Regions from separate parts of the Homo sapiens genome. Here region 2 is linked to region 1. Evidence: read pairs that join two places in POLR2A ChIA-PET (ENCODE). Cell type or tissue: OCI-LY7. All regions are shown on one strand.

Region 1 (4,000 bases):
TAGATTGTTTGAACTCAGAGTTTGAGACCAGCCTGGGCAACATGGCAAAACCCCATCTCTACTAAAAATATAAAAAATTAGCCAGGTGTGGTGGCGTACACCTGTAGTTCCAGCTACCTGGGACGCTGAGGTGGGAGGATCACCTAAGCCCAGGAGGTCGTGGCTGCAGTGAGCCATGATCAATGCCAATGCACTCCAGCCTGGGCTGCAGAGTAAGACCCTATCTCAAAAAAAAGTAAAATAAATAATAATAATAATACCTGACACATGGCAAATGCAAAGCATGTTCATTTCTATTGATATTACTATAGCTTACTCACCCTACAAAAGTCATAGGAGTGACTCTTTTATAAGTGTTAAGTAAGATCATAGCAATCTTGCTGTTCAAAATCCTTCTACTCATTTACCATTGTACTCACTGCTAACAGTGGCCTACATGGTCTCATGTGATCTCCTAGTACCTCTCATCCCCACACTTAGTTCCAGCCACACACCAGCCTCCTTAGAATCCCTCAAGCATGCCTTTACACCATGCCCAAAAACGTTTCTTTCCAACACCCTCATCTATTCAGTTCTCTGCTCAAACTCCTCAGACAGACCTTCTCTGAATACTCCATCTAAAAAGACCCACCACTGCCATTCCTATCCCCCTTCTCTACTTTATTCTGTTTTACAGCATTCTTTTTTTTTTTTTTGAGACGGAGTCTCACTCTGTCGCCCAGGCTAGAGTGCAGTGGTGAGATCTCGGCTCACTGCAAGCTCCGCCTCCCGGGTTCACACCATTTTCCTGCCTCAGCCTCCTGAGCAGCTGGGACTATAGGCGCCCGCCACCACGCCCGGCTAATTTTTTGTATTTTTGGTAGAGATGAGGTTTCACCGTGTTAGCCAGGATGGTCTCGATCTCCTGACCTCATGATCTGCCCACCTCGGCCTCCCAAAGTGCTGGGATTACAGGTGTGAGCCACCGCGCCCGGCCTCTTACAGCATTCTTTACCACCAGGCATAAAACCTATGTCTTTCTCCACTGGAATGTATACTCCAAGAAGGCAGAGACTTCATTTTGTTCACCAGTGCATCATCAGCATATATACATGCGCCTGGCACATAGCAGGCAATCAATAAATATGGCAAGAAAGAATACCTGACACTGAGGCAGAAGTACGGAAAATTGTTGCATCTCCCTCCCTGAACTCCCAGTAAGCATATTCTGAATTAAGTCGCTGAGACTGAGCATCTCCATTCAAGGACCTGTGTGCTTATCACCGTGCAAAGTATGGCAAGAGGAAATAAGGTTGCTCTGTGTCCATGAGTCCTCATCTACCTGAAGTGTAAGAAGTCACATCCCTGCCCAGCCAAGCTGACCTGAGTGCATCAAGTGAGAAGAGAGACCTCCCAGGAGAGCTGGTGGGTCACCCTACAATGCCCCACTGGCCACTGCTATACCAGGCACTGCAGTTACTGCAGTGTGACGAGCAGGGAGGAAAGAGCACTACGACGAGACCCACAGAGTCTACTTTATCTTCCTTCAGCAACACAGGTAAAAGCGATTGTAATAGTTCTCCTAAATCTCAAACACAGTTGACAAAATCTCTGATGTTTCCATTAAAAATCTTCAACGACAAAAGAGCTCTACCACATCAAACTACCCAGCATCTATTAAAATGAGAGTATTCTGGCTGGGCATGGTAGCTCACGCCTGCTGTTATCCTAACACTTTGGGAGGCCAAGGCAGGCAGATTGCCTGAGCTCAGGAGTTTAAGACCAGCCTGGGCGACAGAGCGAGATTCTGTCTCCAAAAAAATAAAATAAAATAAAAATAAGGCTGGGCAGCCGGGCACAGTGGCTCACGCCTGTAATCCCAGAATTTTGGGAGGCCAAGGCAGGCGGATCACTTCAGGTCAGGAGTTCGAGACCAGCCTGGCCAACATGGTGAAACCTCGTCTCTACTTGAAAAAAAATAAAAATAAAAATAAGGCTGGGCACAGTGTCTCACGCCTGTAATCCCAGCAGCACTTTGGGAGGCCAAGGCAGGTAGATCACCTGAGATCAGGAGTTCGAGACCAGACTGACCAACATAGTGAAACCCCATCTTTACTAAAAATACAAAATTAGCTGGACGTGGTGGTGCATGCCTGTAATCCCAGCTACTTGGGAGGTTGAGGCAGGAGAATCATTTGAACCCGGGAAGCGGAGGTTGCAGTAAGCTGAGATCCTGCCATGGCACTCCAGCTTGGGCAACAAGAGCAAAACTCTCCAAATAAAAAAATAAATAAATAAATAAAATAAAATTAAAAAAATAATAATGAATAAAGTGAGAGTATCCTATATCACCTCTGGGCAGAAGCATCATGCATACATAATTATTCTACTGAAAAACAGCTTTTTTTTTTTCCTTTTTTACAAAGGGAGGTAGTGCTCGCTTCAGCAGTACATATACTAAAATTGGAACAATACAGAGAAGATTAGCATGACCCCTGCACAAGGATGACATGCAAATTCGTGAAACGTTCCATGTTTTTGAATAATTGCATCCAAAAAAAAAAGGGAGAGGGGTAGGGAATGTTTCTGGGAACCAAATGAAATTCATGAATGTTAAGTATCCACCGTATAAGGGATGCTAAAAAGCATTAATATCCCTTTCCTTCTGATGGCTCTGGTGAGGTCATACAGCCACTATACAGTCTCCACAACTGCTTTCAAATGGCTCAGCAAAAATAAAATTCACTTATAGAGTGAAAAAGAAGGTAAATGTGGCAAAATGTTAACAATTGGTGGGTCTAAAAAAAATTCTTAGCCCATCAGCTTTAGCATCTAATGCCAAAGTCCTCCCACTGGTTGTAGTCGAGAGCAGCTAGCCCTCCTCCCAAACTGGAAATCAGATCAGAGGCCCCAGATGGAAACAGGTGCCTTTAACATTCCCCCAGAGCATCCTGTGGCTGCCTTACCCTCATTGGCTCCTTTCCGAAGCTGCTTATAGTTACATGACTGCTGAACGAGGTCCAGTAGCTTCTTGGTGAGGTGGGCATCGGCAAGGGGATAGGCCTTTGGATTCACATCAGCCTCAGTCTATGGGGGGGACATAAAAATATCAGACAAATTGAGCCAGAAGTTTTCCTACCTGAGTCACAAAATACTAATCAACAATTGAGACACAGGGGGCAGCTGCCCTGCTCCCTAACCCTCAAACACACAAAACACCAGGTAGTTAACAATGGACTTTCCACTCCTACCTTCGAAAAAAAGGAAATACACTATTAGGAATTACACAGTTCAGTAAAGTATACTAAAGCTCATGTACTTTTGTCTTTCTTCAGCCGAATGTTTGATAATATTACAGCAAATGGATTACAAACGGGTTCCCATGGCTCCGCATCCATTTGAGTCCATGGCTAATCCATTTCTGTTTTTATTTTTTAGATGGAGTCTTGCTCTGTTGCCCACGCTGGAGTGCAGTGGTGCGATTTCAGCTTACTGCAATCTCTGCCTCCCGAGTTCAAATGATTCTTGTGCCTCAGCCTCCCAAGTAGCTGGGACTATAAGCGTGCACCACCATGCCAGGCTAATTTTGTATTTTTTGTGGAGACAGGGTTTCACCGTGTTGGCCAGGCTGGTCTCAAACTCCTGGCTCACGCCTGTAATCACAGCACTTTGGGCGGCCGAGGCGGGTGGATCACCTGAGGTCAGGAGTCCATGGGTAATCTTTAAATTTGAACTTCCGTATTCCACCTGAATTTACTGAATCAATAAGATATAATTTACAGTAAATGTAGCACAAAGTTTTCTTTCCATTCCCCACTCCATATGCGTATCTTCTGTTCAAACCCATGGTTTCCAACACATTAAAGTATTTCCTCACCTCCTCTACAATACACACAAAATGGTTCCAAAATTGCTACACCAATATACCACCTCTACCAACAAACTCACCAAAGTCAAAATTTATTTTTGTTCTTAGGATATATCCTATCAAAGCCATCCAGTGGCAGGACTTTGTTCAAAA
Region 2 (4,000 bases), 94 kb after region 1:
TGAGTTGGAGGGGTGGTGGTCTCTTCTACTTGTAGGTGCCTAGTTTCTGTAAATCCATACTCTTTCCTAAGTCTAATGGAAGTCTACCAACTGAGAGATGTGTGCCTCTCTTCCCCCCAGGGGATGACACTATGAAATGCAGATCTTAGTCACCATCCCCTCTCACCTCCCTGTCATCTCTCAAGCAGATTCTGCTGACACAGGTTTAATGTTAAAGGAAGCCCATGGGGCATGTAGATGGACATTTCTGATGGCAGAGGGACTCCTCCTCTTTTTTGCCATGACTTACATGATAATATTATATGTACATTACTTGCTCAGGCATACCTAGAATTGTCAGATGCCCCAGTACTTTTTTTTCTGGAGACACAGTCTCACACTGTTGCCCAGGGTGCAGTGCCGTGGCATGATCTGGGCTCACTGCAACCTCCACCTCCCGGGTTCACGCAATTCTCCTGCCTCAGCCTCCCGAGTAGCTGGGACTACAGGTGCACGCCACCACACCCAACTAATTTTTTACTTTTTTTTTTAAGAGATGGGGTTTCACCAGGTTGCCCAGGCTGTCAATACTTTTTGGTGAAGTACGTTACTGAAATTCCCATCAGGAATTAGATGGGCTAATTAGATTAGATAAGGTAAACTGCCTAGTGGCTGGCTTTAACTCCACTTTTTTTCCTTCCACTCAAGAAGGCAAATTGAACAACAAATTAGATACCAAGGAGAGTAGCAGGGGACAGAACTAAGATACTAGGTTTTCTTCACCAGATGAAATATTCGGGGTCAGTTCTTCACACATAGTAGGTACTTATAAATTATGACCCATTGAATTATGGGTCTAGACCAATCTAAGTCTGTCCAGGGATAGTAGTGACAATACAGTCATGCATTGCTTAATGATGGGGATACATTTTTAGAAACACAGTGTTAGGTGATTTTGTCATACCAACATCATGGAGTATACTTACAGACATCTAGATGGTCTAGCCTACTACACACCTAGGTATATGGGATGACCTGTTACTCCTAGGCTACAAACCTGTACAGCATGTTACTGTACTGAATATTGTAGACAAATGTAACACAGTGACATTTGTATATCTAAACATAGAAAAGATACAGCATGACTATATCTTATTTATTTTTATTTTTTTTCTTTTTTCTTGCTCTGTTGCCCAGGCTAGAGTGCAGTGGCAGGATCATGGCTCACTGCAGCGTCAATCTTCTGGGCTCAAGTGATCCTCCTGCCTTAGCCTCCCAAGTAACTAGAATTGGCTGGGCGTGGCAGCTCATGCCTATAATCCCAGTACTTTGGGAGGCCGAGCCAGGTGAATCACCTGAGGTCAGGAGTTCAAGACCAAGTAGCTGGAACTACAAGCATGTGCTACTGTGTCTGGCTAATTTTTATATTTTTTGTAGAGACAGTGTTTTATCATGTTGCCCAAGCTGGTCTCAAATTCCTGGGCTCCAGCGATCCTCCCACCATGGCCTCCCAAAGTGTTGGGATTATAGGCATAAACGACTGTACCTGCCATTTTTTCTTTTTAAATACATGAAACATAGGCTTAGAGAGATTTGCCCATGGTCACAAGAGTTGGAAATCAAAATATTAAAACCCAGATTTGACTCCCTATCTATCAGTTGTTCTGTCTGAGGCTCTCTTTTTACTCAGTCTGTTTATTCTTCCTGGGTTATCTCATTCACACCCATGGCTTTGTTTGCCTCCTGGCTGTATGGTGATGACTCAAATCCCTGCACCACCCCTGACCTCTCTCCTGAGCTCATACCCATGAAGTCAACCATCTATTTGACATTTCTGCCTAAAATGGAGCTCATTATCTCCTCTCCCAAATTCCCTTTCTCAGCCTGGGTCTTCCTAGAATGGAGAGGTCCCTCACTAACTGAAGGCTGTGCTAGGCCACTAACTTCACAGGATGTAAATATTAAAAGAAGCAAACCAAACAGAAATTGAATCTCAGGAGACCAAATACTTAGAGTCTACATCCCAGGGAAGCTGGAGTGGATGCCCCACCATTTATCCTGGTGACCCAGTCCTTGTCCTTGAATGTGCACCATCCTTATCACCTCTCCTTTCTGGAGGTGGTGGAGGTCAGGGCAGAGAGGAGTCTTGTGTTTCACTTGGCATAGAGCTTAACAGAAAGGAGCTGCCTTCAAGATGAGTTGTTGCATAGAGGACTAGGAAGATAGAGGCTAATCTGAACTTCAGTTTTCTCCCACAGAAAATGGAGAAAACATGAGGGTAGATGAGATAGTATGTAGGAACACTCTTGGTTTGCTTCACATAGTGGGCTGTCATTCACTAATCATTGACTGCCTCTGAACCAGATAAAGTTCATCTCAGAGAAGCTAATTGAATTGCCCAAGGTCATATAGTTAATAAGGGTCATGGCTATGACTAGAGCCCAAAGTGAGTAAGTTTTTCACTAACTTAGATCCTAGAGACATCAATGGTAAAAAAAAAAAAAAAAAAAAAGAACAGCAAGGAGGCCGGGCGCGGTGGCTCACGCCTGTAATCCCAGCGCTTTGGGAGGCTGAGGCGGGTGGGTCACAAGGTCAGGAGTTCGAGACCAGCCTGGTCAACATGGTGAAACCCTGTCTCTACTAAAAATACAAAAAATTAGCCGGGCATGGTGGCACGTGCCTGTAGTCCCAGCCACTCAGGAGGCTGAGACAGAAGAATCGCTTGAACCCAGGAGGCGGAGGTTGCAGTGAGCCAAGATCGAGCCACTGCACTCCAGCCTGGGCGACAGAGCTAGACTTCGTCTCAAAAACACAAAACAAAACAAAAGAACAGCAAGGAACAACTTTATTGTCTGTTCATATATATAATTCTTACCATTTCTCCCCAGCTTCTAGCCAGAGGAAGGAAAAAGAGTCTAAAAATTTTGTGTTGATACCAATTTCTGTTTTTTATATGGGTAATTAACAGCTGAAAACAAAGCTGTTAATTGCCACTCTTATCAATGGGTGGTCTTTCATGTAGGTTTTTTAGATGTGAAGGGACAATGACATCACAGAAACTCTGTTTGTTTCCTCTTTGGCCAAGTTACGCTGGTCTGTCAAGACCCAGAGAGTTCTGGACAGCAGAGACTACAGATTGGGTCATAGTTTTGCCCAGAGCCTTCCCACTGATCCATATGGTGGGGTCCTCACGTTCCTCTTCCTCCAGCATTCACCATAGCCACACAAAGCTGAGTAGCCCCTTCCTTTTATACCTTTAACATTCATTAACTCAGACTTCTGAGGGACCACCTCTGTGGCAGTGGGGCAGTGATGTGTTGGTGAAGGCACAAGACCAGGAAACTGGTTTGACTCTGGGATCTATGACCTTGGGCAAATCATGCCCCTCCCTTCCCGTCGGGCTTCAGCCTCATACTCTGTAAAGTAAAGGTATTGGAAAAAATTATCTAGATTCTCTCTAGCCCTCCCATTCTGTGACCTTTTTCTTTTCAGAGATGTTTTCTGAGTCTCTACAAGGTGACAAAGATGAAGTAGACCTCATCCCTTCCCTTCATTAACTCACAGTGCAGTTTAATTTACAACTTTATTACTTTCTTGATATGCAAACTGATTAACCTGCCCCAGTTTTCTCATTTGAAAAATTGGGGTGACACCTATATGGAAGAGTTATTGTAGAGGTATAAATAATGTATAAACAAATATACAGCTACTGTATAAACACAACATAGTACCTGACATTATTAGGCCCTGAGTGGTTGTTATTGATATATAGTTGTTTTTCCAGCAACTGCGGAGGTTTCTGAGAGCCAAACTTAGACATCCCTGTGACCCCATCCCTCTCCTTCTGCCCAGTGATCAGCACACCTGGGTTTGTCTGGCCAGATGCATTGTAGCCATATCTCTCTGTGTGTCAGTAGCTGTCCTCCCTGGAGAGGGAGTCTGTGTGACCTTGGATTCATAACCCTCAGTCCTAACTGGCCCAGCGCATTAGCCTGTCCAAAGGAATTGGCTTCTTTGAGCT

Evidence for each region. Peaks named below come from ENCODE experiments on the same cell type or tissue, not always from the same donor. Only the 100,000 strongest peaks of a DNase experiment are listed, where the experiment ranks them.
Region 2: POLR2A ChIA-PET joins it to region 1 with 5 read pairs; 12 of 35 experiments call an interaction of 5 or more read pairs at or near these places.

What each region holds. Positions count from the first base shown.
Region 1 is chr22:41,677,299-41,681,298 of GRCh38, forward strand. SNU13 (small nuclear ribonucleoprotein 13) reads right to left here. Exons shown (of 3, transcript NM_001003796.2): 2 at 2,946-3,066. It also overlaps the pseudogene RNU6-476P. Among named protein-coding and RNA genes, the nearest start is that of SNU13, 9.6 kb to the right of the region's middle. In OCI-LY7, no CTCF peak of the experiment used is centred here; no DNase peak of the experiment used is centred here; H3K4me3 peaks cover 148 bases.
Region 2 is chr22:41,771,091-41,775,090 of GRCh38, forward strand. All of the region lies in intron 20 of MEI1 (meiotic double-stranded break formation protein 1), which reads left to right. Among named protein-coding and RNA genes, the nearest start is that of CCDC134, 28 kb to the right of the region's middle. In OCI-LY7, no CTCF peak of the experiment used is centred here; no DNase peak of the experiment used is centred here.